Regions from separate parts of the Homo sapiens genome. Here region 2 is linked to region 1. Evidence: chromatin contacts called from ENCODE Hi-C or POLR2A ChIA-PET data. All regions are on one chromosome and are shown on one strand. Each heading gives the region's core, a stretch centred on a gene start or an enhancer-like site at or near the end of the contact. The rest is flanking DNA. Distances are from core to core; before and after follow the strand shown.

What was found. A loop is a pair of places that touch in the nucleus more often than their neighbours do. ChIA-PET counts read pairs that join two places held with the same protein, here RNA polymerase II (POLR2A).
Region 2: a loop to region 1 is called in a map of breast epithelium, with 8 times the contacts of the local background. The contact joins the enhancer-like site here to the promoter of DELE1 in region 1. A Hi-C loop is called at or near these places in 1 of 168 maps with a recorded cell type or tissue (breast epithelium). POLR2A ChIA-PET finds 5 or more read pairs at or near these places in 3 of 52 experiments (H1, HEK293 and T-cell).

The regions. Positions count from the first base shown.
Region 1 is chr5:141,919,531-141,926,775 of GRCh38, forward strand. DELE1 (DAP3 binding cell death enhancer 1) reads left to right here and starts at 4,341. Exons shown (of 12, transcript NM_014773.5): 1 at 4,341-4,442; 2 at 5,051-5,165; 3 at 5,880-5,997. The coding sequence starts at 4,412. RefSeq lists an enhancer at 4,222-4,735.
Region 2 is chr5:142,061,513-142,068,757 of GRCh38, forward strand. No RefSeq gene overlaps it. Among named protein-coding and RNA genes, the nearest start is that of NDFIP1, 44 kb to the right of the region's middle. Within about 2 kb of position 2,664, at least 16 of the 41 ENCODE cell types and tissues checked have a DNase peak (open chromatin) inside an H3K27ac peak, as active enhancers do.

The DNA of each region.
Region 1 (7,245 bases), core at 3,091-5,590:
CCCATCGCCATGACTCCATGCCTCCCTCCCGGCTCCAGCTACAGTGATCTTAAACTGTGCTTTCTTTGCCTTTCTGGAACTTTGTATCAGTCAGCTGTGTCCCCTGCCTGAACTGGGTTTCTTTTCCTCTTCTTCACCTGGTTAGTTTCCAGGCCTCATCATTCAGGTTAATTTAGCATCACTGCTTCCAGGAAGTCTTCCTGACTTCCATGCCTAGGTTATGGGCCTTCCCTGGGTGTTCCCATAGCACTCTGTACTTTCTTCACAACAGCACTTGCTTGTCTCCAAAGTCTACTTCCCAGTATTTGTGACCTTATGTTTTCCCCTCCCACACTGATTCTGGGCTGACCCTGTGAGTTGCTTTAACCAACAGAGTGCAGAAGTGATGCTATGCCAGTTCCTGCCAGCTTCCACTTGTGTACTTTTGGAAGCTCTGAGCCACTGTGTAAGAAGTTCAGCGACACAGCTGGAGAGGTCATGTGGCGCAGAGGGGACCTGAGACTACATGGAGAAAGAGGCCCAGCCTTTCCAATGCCCTACTTGAGTCTTCATATGACTGCCATCTGACTACAACCTCATGAGAGACCCCAAGTGAGACCAGCAGAATTGCCCAGCTGAGCCCAGTCAATTTGCAGAACTGTGAGAGATAATGATTGTTTTAAGCCACTCAATTTTGGGGTGTTTGTTATGCTGCAATAAGTAACTAAAACACCACTCTGTATTTTAATTGCTTACTGACTTTGTTTGCACTCCTAGGCTATTTTCTGTGAGGGCAAGGACCACATCCATGTTTTGTTTTGTTTTGTTTTAATTTTTCCTCAAGACAGAGTCTTGCTCTGTCGCCCAGGCTGGAGTGCAATGGTGCGATCTTAGCTTACTGCAACCTCTGCCTCCTGGGTTCAAGTGATTCTTCTGCCTCAGCCTCCCAAATGGCTGGGATTACAGATGCGCACCACCACGCCTAATTTTTTGTATTTTTTTTAGTAGAGATGGGGTTTCACCATGTTGGCCAGGCTGGTCTTGAACTCCTGGCCTCGTGAACCACCCACCTCGGCCTCCCAAAGAGCTGGGATTACAGGCGTGAGGCACTGCGCCCTGCCCACATCCATGTTTTAAAATTGTTATATACTTAGCATATCCTTTAGCACTAAATAAGCTGTCATATATTTGATTAATGCAAATTAAGAATGCCTACAAAAATGAAGGCAACAAGTATCTAGAATACTCACTGTAGTGACAGTACACAAAGTACACAATGGCATGTGTAGTCATCATGAAAGGTGATTAACTGGACAGCAGGCAATAGGTTCCCAGTGTCAGTTTACCTTTGTGGAGGATTGAGTCAACTTGAGGGACTGTGTAGAGGGACTGAGCCACAATCCAAAACCACAGAGTTTGGGGTCTGGCAGTTGAGGCAGCTGCCATTCAACCAACAGCACTCCCGTGAGCTGCACTCAACAGGTGATCTGCTGTGGGCTCCAGCCACCCTCGCCATCTACCCTCACACAAGTGGTCTGATGTTTCTGTTTATGGGGACAAGAGATGCCATAATGCCATTCTATACATGGGGGCAGATGTCCTAGTCTCTCCTTCAAAACTTTTCAACTAGCTTCAAACAGGGAGGGCCCTCAATGAATGTTTGTATCTGCAATGAATACATTTCCACTCAAATCAGTAAATCCCCTGGCTGGGGTCTGGTACCCTTGGCTGTAATAATCATTAGTACAAGATGTTCTGTCAACAGGGATTGTTTGGACATATTCTTTGGGCTGACAATTTATGTCAAGCCCTATGTGGGACACGGAATAGGGAAATGCTATTCCTGTCCTGAAAGGAGAGAACTGGGAAGGCTAGAGTTACACAAATGAGATAAATACCAAGACAGCATATAATTACTGCTAAACTGTGTAGTAAGAAATTAAGTGCTATAGGAATTGGGAAAAGTAGGGAGCAGGGAGGGCTCAAACAGTTGAGGAGTCTACACTGAAGAGCTGGGATTGGGCTGAACCTTGAGAAATGACACAAACTATGGATAGTCTGAAAGGAAGGAGGGTACAAAAGACGCAGGAGGAAGAACACAGCCAAACCAGCATACTTGTTTGTTACTTTATTTTCGGGACAGCAACACAAGGAATGTGAAAGGTTGCCGTCCCAAATCCCGAAGCAAGGCTATTTCTGAATAGTTGTCCAACATTCAAACTTCTGGGCCTTTATTTATTGTTTCCTCCGCTTGCAATGCCTTTCTTCCTTCTCCACCTGGCAAGCTCTTATTCACATTTAAAGGCCCCGCTCAAATGCAACTACTTTTCTGAAGCCTTCCAAGGGATCCCACAATCCATTGTTCATGCTTCTATGGGAACCTAACCTATTACACTTGCCTGCTTACCTCCCCTACTAATATAATTAATAGCAACTTACACTTACTGGGCTTTTACTATGTGCCAGGAACTATGCTAAACATTTTTATTTATTTATTTTTTATTTTTTGAAGGGTATTCCCAAAACACCAAGTTAAACATTTTTAACATATTATTTTATTTAAACCTCACAACAATTGCATGAGGTATTTTCCCTATTTTACGGATGAAGCTCTTGAGACTTAGTGTGGTTAAGGAACCTGCACAAGATAACATACCTACGAAGTAAGCAAGCTGTGATTCCAACCCAGATTTGTGGGACTCCAAAGCCCACTACTAATCCACTGGACCGTGTTCCTGGAGGCCACAAATGCTCTTTCCTCAGCTGTCTTCTCAGATCCTAGAACGGGCTGATATATGGCTCAAAAGTTCTTTAACGGCCAGGCACGGTGGCTCAAGCCTGTAATCCCAGCACTTTGGAAGGCCAAGGCAGGAGGATCACCTGAGGTCCAGGAGTTCGAGACCAACCTGGCCAACATGGTGAAACCCTGTCTCTACTAAAAATACAAAAATTAGCAGGATGTGGTAGCAGGCGCCTGTAATCTCAGCTACTTGGGAGGCTGAGGCAAGAGAATCGCTTGAACCTGGGAGGCAGAGGTTGCAGTGAGCCGAGATCACACCATTGCACTCCAGCCTGGGCGACAGAGAATCCGTCTCAAAAGAAAAAAAAAAGTTGTCTAACATATTAATACAACTTTCAAGCCACATGCCTCGGTCTAAAAGTAGGTGCCCCCAGTACACTTTTACCCCAGGTAGCAACTTCCACTCACCTTAAAGTCACATACCTGGAGGAAGGGGATAGGGAGGAAATCTAAACATCTTATACTTGAATGTAAGCTCCGTTATTTCACGGATTCAAATGTGGTGAAAGGAACTATTTTTTTTTCCTTTTTTTTTTGAGATGGAGTCTCACTCTGTCGCCCAGGCGCGATCTCGGCTCACTGCAACCTCCCGTCTCCCGTGTTCAAGCAATTCTCCTGCCTCAGCCTCCAGAGTAGCTAGGATTACAGGCGCCCACCACCACGCGCAACTGATTTTTGTATTTTTAGTAGAGACAGGGTTTCACCATGTTGGCCAGGCTGGTCTCAAACTCCTGACCTCAGGTGATCCGCCCGCCTCGGCCTCCCAGAGTGCTGGGATTACAGGCGTGAGCCACCGGGACCAGACGGAACTATTCTTTTCCACAAAAGAACAAACACATACATAACTTTTGCCACGTCTGAAGACGAGGGTTCTAATAGGGCGCGGGTGGTGTCTCAGGTATTTTGAAAGGAGCTACCCAAGAATCTCAGCTTGTCAGGCCAGTCATTCCATTTGACCCTATCTGGCGCGTATTGGGGCCCCGACAAGGTAAGGGGTTGGCATGAAGCTGCACAGTGAGATAAAGCTGGACCGGAGCTAGAACCCAGAATCAAAGCCTTGCCCTGTGCGGTTTCTCATCGCCTACGCAGTCGGGCCCTGGCCTGGCATCTCCAGGCAGGTGGCCTTGGACGGAAGCCCGGCCTACTGGCTTCATTTGTGGGACCCCGGGGGTCCTCTCCTCCGCCCATGGAGCCTGGTTACTCCCACTTCCTCAAGCCTAGGGCCTGGAGAAGCCTTTCCTGGTTCGCGGCCTCACGGTCTGCAAGGTCCTCTTACTTCCCTGAAGCCGCTCCAGCCCCACTTCCCGAAGGTCCCGCTTCCGGGTGGCTCGCTTCGCCACCTGCGGTCCCCTGCCTCGGCTTGGGAACGCCAAGGACATCCCCCACGGAAGCCTGGGCCCACATCCCCATGCCCTTGCCGCACGTCACCGCCCCGCTGGCCCCGAATACGCCTCCGCCCTGCACTTCCTCTCTGCAGCGCCGTCTTTCCGGCCGGGCTCCCTTCTAATTGGCCAGCTCAGAGCTTCCTCGGGTACTCGGCCACTCGGGGCATCGCGGCGGCCTTTCTAGCCGCTGTCCCAAGGGTTGGTCTCGCGCTTTCGGCTGCGAGCTCTCTGTGGTGCTGGCAGCGACATGTGGCGCCTCCCGGGACTCCTGGGCCGAGGTAAGGGACGTCCAAGCAACCAGCGTCACTCTGGGCCGCAAAGACCGAACTGGAGTGGGGGCGGGCCCGAGGAAACAGCCGAAGCGATCGTGGGCCGGGTTAGAGCCAAGGAAGGCGGGGCTTGAAAGAGGGCGGGGAAGTCAGGGGCTGCTGGAATTTGAGATGTGGATGGGCCTAGCTAGAAGAGGGTGGAGTCCAAGAAGTTGGTAGGACTGTTGGGAGGGGGAGGAGTCCAATGGCAGGAGATGGTGGACTGAATGAATGAAAGAGGATTAGGGGCCAATGGAGTAGGCATAGCCAGTGAAGAGAGGAGAGGTTTAGAGTCAAAGAGCCCCAAACATTAGTGAGAGTATATGTATGAACGTTTGGTCATCTTAGAACAGTGGTTGGCATCCACAGGAGACCAGCAGAATCACATGGGCGCTTTTAAAAAACGTGGATGCTCTACCCTGAGAAATCTTAGTTTATTGGTTCTGGGGTACTACCCTAGAATCTGTAGTAGATAAAAGATTCCCATGTGTATCCATGTTTAAGAACCTCTGCTGAGGCAGATGACAGTGATTCCTGGGTTCTTGTTGAGGTGCCTGAGTTTTGGTTGTTCTGTACAGCTCTTCCCCGTACACTGGGACCTAGCCTCTGGAGGGTGACTCCTAAGTCCACCAGCCCAGATGGGCCTCAGACTACCTCCTCCACTTTGCTGGTTCCTGTGCCTAACCTCGACAGGTAAGATACTGCCATTTTACCACTCATTTCCTCCCCTAGTCACCCTTTTTTTTTATTTTTTTTTTTTTGTTGTTTTTTGAGATGGAGTCTCATTCTGTCGCCCAGGCTGGAGTGCAGTGGGGCAATCTCAGCTCACTGCAACCTCCGCCTCCCAGGTTCAAGCAGTTCTCTGCCTCAGCCTCCCGAGTAGCTGGGATTACAGGCACCCGTCACCACACCCTGCTAATTTTTATTTTATTTTATTTTTTTTGAGACAGAGTCTCGCTCTGTCGCCCAGGCTGGAGTGCAGTGGCGCGATCTTGGCTCACTGAAACCTCCGCCTCCTGGGTTCAAGCGATTCTGCTGCCTCAGCCTCCCAAGTAGCTGGGATTTCAGGCATGCACCATCACGCCTGGCTAATTTTTTTTGTATTTTTAGTAGAGACGGGGTTTCACCATGTTAGCCAGGATGGTCTTGATCTCCTGATCTCATGATCTGCCCGCCTCAGCCTCCCAAAGTGCTGGGATTACAGTGTGAGCCACTGTACCCAGCCAATTTTTATATTTTTAGTAGAGATGGGGTTTCACCATCTTGACCAGGCTGGTCTTGAACTCCTGACCTCGTGATCCACCCACCTCAGCCTCCCAAATTGTTGGGATTACAGGTGTGAGCCACCGCACCCAGTCCCTGGTCTCCCTTTGCCCCTACTTGATAGCCTCTTATTTCATCATCTAGGTCAGGTCCCCATGGCCCAGGCACGAGCGGGGGTCCAAGGTCCCATGGATGGAAGGATGCCTTCCAATGGATGTCTTCCCGTGTCTCCCCGAACACCCTATGGGATGCCATATCTTGGGTAAGGCTTCCCCAGCCTGGTCCTTGACCTTCAGTGTAGATGAGAATGATCCTTCATGGGTATACAGCCGAACCTGGAACAAGGGCTAGGGAATCACTGTGTCCATTTAACAAGTAACCCATGGTATTGGAGCATATTCAAGGAGATATTGCCACTTTCCACACCCCCGCCATGTATGTTTTCCTCATTTAATTCAGTAAACATTTATGTAACACCTTGTCTGGGCCAGGCATTTTTGCTAGTCACTACGGACATAGCAGAGAACAAGATAGATACATTCTTGCCTTCATGGATCTTACAATAAATAATAATACATTGCATCTTTTTTTTATTATTCATTTTTTTTATTTTTAAATTATTATTTTTTTCTGAGACAGAGTCTTTCTCTGTCGCCCAGGCTGAAGTGCAGCGGCATGATCTTGGCTCACTGCAACCTCCGTCTCCCGGGTTCAAGCAATTCTCCTGCTTCAGCCTCCCAAGTAGCTGGGATTACAGGCACGTGCCACCACGCCTGGATAATTTTTGTGTTTTTAGTAGAGACGGGGTTTCACCATTTTGGCCAGGATGGTCTCGAACTCCTGATCTCGTGACCCACCCACCGCGGCCTCCCAAAGTGCTGGGATTACAGCTGTGAGCCACCGCGCCCGGCCTTATAGCATTATTTATTAATGTAAAGTATTATACATGCATTATCTTGTGTAATCCTTACAAAAATCTTACAAGGGAAATATCACCTTCATTTTACAGCTGAGGAATCTCAGGCTCTGAAATATTAGGTAACATGCGTAGGGTCTCATACCTGTTAAGTGGAGGAGCCAGATTTAACTCTGGAGTTCATGTTCTACTGCTTGGTTGCTGCATCAAATACAGAGCCTAGCCCGTAATAGTTGCTCAAAAATATTTGTTGAACCTGATCTATAAGGTCAGATTCTTACTAGTGAACACTAGGTCTCATAGGGCAGAGTCTTCGCTTTTCAGGCAATGTTCCAGGTGGAAGTTCTGCTTATAAGATCTTCTGAATGAAGTTGACACACACATCACTCTCATGTTTGTCACAGCTCATCCCTGCTGCTTTCGTGCTGTGTACTTTGGACAAATGACTTGACCTGTGTGACCCTTGGCTTTCTCATCTGTAAATTGGTGTCATCAGCAGAGCTGAGCCTGGGATGTCTCCATGACAGGGTTACCCCTCTATGGGGAGCTGTGGACTAAGGCCATATCATACCCTGAAGAGAGGAGCATTTTCCC
Region 2 (7,245 bases), core at 1,414-3,913, 140 kb after region 1:
TGATTTGGATGGAAGCTGAAAACTGAATACTTCTGCATTAGAAAGTAACAAGGAATTTCAGGGTGCACCCTGGGGGAGAAGTCAATGAGCAAACAATGCAACATCCTTAGTCTGAGCCCTGGAAGACTGAGAAATGATTCTGTTGGAGCATAAGTTGGTCTTGTGAGCTATGGGATGTTCCCCATCTGTCACCCCCAGACCTTCAGTAAAACCTGCTGTATACAGTAGCCTGGTGTTGGTGGTGACTTGGGGTCATGCATGAAGTGAGTGGGACTCACTTGAGGTCAACCTCAAAGACTGACCTTAAGAGTCGGGACTGAGGCTGGGTGCAGTGGCTCACACCTGTAATTCCGACACTTTGGGAGGCTATGGTGGGAGGATGGCTTGAGCCCAGGAGTTCAAGACCAGGCTGGACAAGGTGATGTGACCCTGTTTCTACAAAAAAAAAAAAAAAAAAAAAAAAAAAGCCAGGCATGGTGGTGCATGCCTGTAGTCACAGCTACTCCGGAGACTGAGGTGGGAGGATCACTTGAGCCTAGGAGTTCAAGGCTGCAGTGAGCTATGATCCCGCCACTGCACTCCAGTCTGGGCAACAGAGCAAGACTCTATCCCCACAAAAATTTTGTTTTAATTTTTAATTTTAATTTTTTGCATGTTCTCACTTATTTTTGGGATCTAAAAATCAAAACAAACTCATGGACATAGTAGGTAGTAGGGGGAAGGCGGGGGTTGGGTAATGGGTACAAAAATAGAAAGAATGAATAAGACATACTATTTGATAGCACAACAGGGTGACTCTAGTCAATAATATAAATTTTTAAAAATTATATATTTATTTATTTATTTATTTTAAAGAGTTGGGACTGAGCTGGAGCATAGGCCATAAGATTGCCTCTCAGGAGCAGAAGTGAGACTGTGAAAGTAAGAAAGCAGGGGTAGGGCTGGGTGGGATGAGGTGAGGGAGTGAAGGGCACATACCTAGGGGAGTTTCACTTTGCAAGGGTGTTCTAGATGCTGGGATTGTCTGCCTTCTGCAACCACAGAGGGCTAGCCAGAAACCAGGGAGCCTCCTTGTCTGTACTCTGATCCCATCCTTGGGCTTAGTTGATTAGTCCAGGTATGGGAACCTCTGACCTGGGCCATTAAGCCTCTTCCCTTGGTTTCTGTCTCTTAGACTTCAAGAATGCTTGAGGTCAGGCTGTCTCCCATGACTGAGGCAGTGAAAGGTAAAATTCATAGGATCTGTCCACAGCCATGCTTTCTGTCATGTGGGAAAAGCTAGCCGGGCATGGTGGCTCAAGCCTGTAATCTCAGCACTTTGGGAGGCCGAGGTGGGTGGATCACCTGAGGTCAGGAGTTCGAGACCAACTCAGCCAACATGGTGAAACCCTGTCTCTACCAAAAATATAAAAATTAGCCAGGTGTGGCAGCGGGCGCCTATAGTCCCAGCTACTTTGGGAGGCTGAGGCAGGAGAATCGCTTGAACCCGGGAGGTGGAGGTTGCAGTGACCCGAAATCATGCCGTTGCACTCCAGCCTGGGTGACAGAGTAAGACTCTGTGTCAAAAATAGTAATAATAGTAATAAAATTTAAAAATTAAAAGAAAAGAAAAGCTGCTGCAAGGAGAGGAAAGGAAGCTGACGTCTGAGAGGGATGCAGAGAGAAGAGACGATAACTGAGTCTTGGTGACTTTCAGGCCTCAGAGCTCCAGCTGCAGCTCTGCCCAGAGCACCCTTTTCCCTAAGCTGCTGAACTTTGGTCTCTGCCACTTGCATCCAAAGTGCCCAATGGACACCAAGCACCTCCTCCTCACCCCCTTCATCTGGTGAACCCCTCTGGCTGGAAGTGGGGAGCTTGAGTGAGGACAGAAGCAAGTGTCCATCCCAGAATTGGGGTCCCTCATTTCTTTCTCTTCACCGTGCTTAACATGATCCAAAATTACATGTATTTACTTAATTGCTTACGTGTTTACATTGATCACCCCTGCACCCCCCAAAAATGTAAAGTTCCATTTTGTCTTGTTTAACTTGGTATCCCTAGTGCCTGGCACATCATAGGTGCTCATGAGTCATTGAATGAACAAATGAATGTACAAAGAAGATGGCTTGAAATCAGACCACTGAGACCCCCAACGAGGTCACAATTGCAGGAGAAACATCTCAGTGCCAGGCACTGAGCCTGGGATGTTTGAAATTTCTGTGCCCAAGCTGTGTGCCCTTTGGGGCGTGTGTGTATGCTGGGTACAAGGCCAGATACACAATCAATGCTATAGAAACCACAGATAAAGGGCCAGGGAGCTGAGTGTGACAATGGGCTGTTGGGAGAAGTTCCATGCAGATTACAAAGGGTTCAGAAAGGACAGGGGCATTGAAAGGCAGCTGTAATTAGAAAGCATAGGCATTCAAAGCTGCCTGGAGGTCAGAGGGGCTGGGCTGGCAGGCTGGGGAGATCGGGCAGGAAATGGGCACGGAAGCCCTGCAGTTCAGGGCTGACATAATTGGACAGAGAGCGGCAGCCAGTTACCATGGTAACAGCCAATCCGAGTGGCCGCGTATGTGGCAAGGAGTCAAGGTTTCTAAAGAAGGGGCTAAAAATGCTGCCTTTGTTCCCACTTTGAGCGAGTTGCCATCAGATCCCTGTGGGGGTGACGTGGCATGGGGACAGAGCCAACAACTGCTAGCCACCATGGCTGGGAGGGAGCCACGTGAGGACCCAGGGGACTGGCTGGGGCTGGGGAAGCTAAATATGTCATTCCATGGAGCTGGCTGTGCCTCCCAACATAAAGCAGCGGCCAATGGCCTGGGATTCAGAGTCTGAGAGTCCAGGGCTCAGATTGCAGCGTGGCCTCTTAGCAGCTATGTGACCTCAGTTTCCTTACATACAAAATGGGACTACTAACACCTTTTTCGCAGGGCGGTTGTAAGGATGGAGAGAAGTGATGCATGTCACACATTCACTTAGTGAGTGGTAGATGCTGTTGTTGTTATTCTGACAGACAACAACAGCAGCTCCTCCAAAAGGCTCTTAGCTTCTGGGGAGTAAAAGGCAGGTTTTGCTTCTTCAGGAGTTTCTTTAGGGGTACCAAAAAGGCAGTTGATAGAAACTAAAAAACTCCAGGAGGTGACCAGCTAGACTAACCAAGTGGTATTTAAAAAGAAAACATTCTTTAGGCAGGCTTGAGAGCTGTGAGATATCAGAGAATCCTGCTCCTTTGTTCTTTTGTCCAATTTGTGGGCCTGGACAGGACACAAAGACAAGGCCATCCCTCCCCTCTCCTTCCACAGTGCGGAGAGAAAGCAGAGAAGATCCTGACATGAGTGCTTCCTGAGACTTTTTTTTTTAATTTTTTTTTTTTTTTTTTTTTTTGAGACAGAGTCTCTCTCTGTCCCTCAAGCTGGAGTGCAGTGGCGCGATCTTGACTCACTGCAACCTCCACTTCCTGGGTTCAAGCAATTCTCCTGCCTCAGCCTCCCAGGTAGCTGGGATTACAGGTGCAGGCTGCCACGCCCAGCTAATTTTTTGTATTTTTAGTAAAGACGGGGTTTCATTATTTTGGCCAGGCCAGTCTCGAACTCCTGACCTCAGGTGATCCACCTGCCTCGGCCTCCCAAAGTGCCGGGATTACAGGCGTAAGCCACCACGCCCGGCCTTTTTTTTTTTCTTTAACTTTTAAGTTCAAGGGTGCATGTGCTGGTTTGTTGCATAGGTAAACATGTGTCATGGGGGTTTGTTGTTCAGATTATTTCATCACCCAGGTATTAAGCCTAGTACCTGTTAGTTATTTTTCCAGATCCTCTTCTTAAGATTTTCAAGTGAGGAAGTGAAATGAGGGTGGAAAGGCAGAGGAGGGTGCTTTGCTTAGAGACCAGGACAGGTCAGAGACAGGGCATAGGCACAGCTGTGGACTGACCACCCCCTGCCTCCCCAGCCAGAAGTGCCGGGAAATGCAGACATCCCTATTTGGACTCTGGTGCAGTCCTCTGTTGCTATGGCAACTCAGGGGCTCTGTGGTTGGTGGAAGAAGGCAGTGGCTGTGTGGAAATCGGCATTGGAGGCAGCAGCTGTGCCCTTTTGCTCCAGCAGTCTGGGTATTTCTGATGGGGGCAGGGTGGGGATACTCCCTCTGCCATCTCAGGAAGCCACACAGGAGACCCCTGGACTCCACGGCCAATGCCTCTGGCTCAGATCAGCTCCCACCCAGACTCCCTCACAGGGAGGAACCAGGCTTCTGTATGGAGTGGCAATTCCCTTGGCACCCCTACCTTGAGTATCTCCTCAGACCATATATTCCCCTGGGATTTCCTCTTCATTTTCCTCATTGATTCATTCATTCATTTGTTCATTCATTCAGCAAGTATATACCGCACAAAATGCTGGGCCAGAGCAGTGAAAAAGACAGACGAGGCTCCTGCCTTCAGGGAGCCTCCAGTTTAGTTGGGGAGAACACAGCACACAAATAAGTAGAAAGAGAGAGAGACTCAGATGCTAATAAACAGGCGACATGATCCAGAGAAATTAAGGCTGGACTGATTTAGAATGAATGGTCAGGAAAGGTCTTTCTGAAGTTGAGAAGGAGCTACAGGTGTTGGGAGTGGTCCAAGGAAGAGCAAGTGCAAAGGCTCAGAGCGGCGGGCCATGGCATTAGGGGCAGAGAAATGAGGGGGTCAGGGGCAGCAGCAGAAGCCAGGGCTGGAGAAAGGCGGGCTGGGATAAGCAGAGCCTTGTCATGGAGTCTGGTTTTCACTCTGAAGGCAATAGGAAGCACTGGTTGCCTTTAAGCACAAGAGGGGAGTGATCCCACTGATGCTTTTAAATGCTCCCTCTGCTAGCCTAGGGGACAATGGACTTCCTGCAGGAAGGCAAGAGTTGAAGCAGGGGACCCATGAGGAAACCACTGCGCTGGCCCAGGTGAGAGCTGAAGGGCTGCCTGTGCTGGTATGGATGGAGACAGAGGATTTGCAGGTAAGCCCAGCAGGACTTGCTGAGGGACCGAGGGTGGAGGACAAGGAAAAGGGGACTCAAGGATGACTCCCAGAGTCTGATTGAAACTTGGGTGAGTGGAGGTGCCATCTGTGAAGGGAGGGATGATAGCAGAGGCGGGGGAGAAATTGCACTGCATCTCAGCTCTGTTGGCCTGGATGACACATTCAAGTTATCCAAGAGCATCTTTCATTTTCACCATGAAATCCCTGAGAACTGAAGCATTTTATAAGCAACATTTCTAAAGTGTTAAGTCGAAAGGAAGCTTTCTTACAACACACTAACAGGGAAGAAAGTAATTATGTTAAAAGCTAACTGTTGGATGTCCTAGGTTGGTGGCACAACTCACTTAGGGCAATACCTGCTCTTTTGTAAGATAAACACCTTGATGGGTCATTTTCCGGTGTGGAAGGTGAGATCCTCTTGGACATGATGTGAACTAACTTACTACCTGCCAATCTCTGTGTTCACTGTTTTCAATACATTCTAATTTAACCTCTGTTTTTTATATATTATAATAATAATAATTGTTATTATTATTGTTATTACAGGTGTGAGCCACTGCACCCAGCCAAGAGGAAAATGTCTAAATAAATTATAGTATGTCCATACAATAAAATAGTAATGTGATCATTGTAGAGAATGAAATAGATCTATATACTTTAAGTGGGATTATGTCTAAAACAAAATGTTAAATGAAAAAAGCAAGTTGTAGAGTACACAGAATATGGTCTCATGTAGGAAAACAACAAAAATGACCTCTCCATTAAAAAAATAGTCTCAAGGCTGGGAGCGGTGGCTCGTGCCTATAATCCCAGAACTTTGGGAGGCCAACGCAGGCGGATTGCTTGAGCTTAGGAGTTCGAGACTAGCCTGGGTGACATGGGGAAACCCCATCTGTACACTTGATCTTATCCAAAAGGCCAAGAAGCATTGGGAATCCCATCTCTAAAAAATATTAGCTGGGCATGGTAGCATGCACCTGTGATCCCAGGTGCTTGGGAGGCTGTGGCGGGAGGATTGCTTGAGCCTGAAAGGCGAAGGTTGCAGTGAGCCTGCACTCCAGCCTGGGTGACAGAGTGAGACTGCCTCTCAAAAATAAATAAATAAATAAAAATAAAAAATAAAAAAGTCTCAAAACACACAAAATATCAAATGGCTACAGTGCGTACTTTTTTTTTTTTCTTTTTTGAGTCGCCCAGGCTGGAGTGCAGTGGCGCTATCTCTGCTCACTGCAACCTCCGCCACACAGGTTCAAGCAATTCTCCTGCCTCAGTCTCTCAAGTAGCTGGGATTACAGGCATGCGCCACCACTCCTGGTTAATTTTTGTATTTTTAGTAGAGATGGAGTTTCACCATGTTGGCAAGGCTGGTCTTGAACTCCTGACCTCAGGTAATCCGCCCACTTCAACCTCCCAAAGTGCTGGGATTACAGGCGTAGGCCACTGCACCCGGCTTACAGTGAATACTTCTGAATAGAGAGAGTAAACTTGGGTTTGGGAATTCAAATGGGCTTTTACTTTAATTGTATTGTTTGACGTTTTTATCCAGCAGGAATACATTTGTGTGTTTCCTGTGTAATTTAAAAACTCTAAAAATAAATGCATCCCCAAGTGATGTGCAGAAGGCTGGCACTGGTTGACCCCAGACCTGCCCTTCCTGCAGGTGATGAGCTTCCGAATCAGCCTGAGTAGACATGGGCCGAAGCCCTCCCACCCCAAGTCAGACAGTTTCAGTTTGGCGGGATCCAAATCCCTCCTGCCCTTTAAGGATCTCAAGCACACAGGTCCGTCATAGTTCAGAACAGTCACATAGTGAAGCTGGGCTTCAAGATAAACTGTTGACTGAAAAAGCAAGGTGGGGAAACATACAAGGCACAAGACATTGTGAATAGAATTCCACTATTTGAATGAAAATAAAAACCACAAACTTGCAGACTTGTATATGCACAGACTATTTCTAGAAACCAGTAACAGTGATTGCTGTGGCTGGAAGATGAGTGGGAAGGAGCAGCTTTATCTTAAGCACTCTTGTACCTTTGGAATTTTGAAATATTTTGTGTTACCTAATTCAAAATAAGTAACTTCAAAGAAAATGTTTAAAAAATTGGTCCACCAAGGGCCCTTTTCTATTAATAAATTGTGAAAAACATGGTTGAGGGAATGGCCCCCATGACTTAGGGACCCGGGGCCACTGCCAGGATGATATTAATACAAGAGGAGCCCAGGGGCAGTGGCTCTCGCCTGTAATCCCAACACTTTGGGA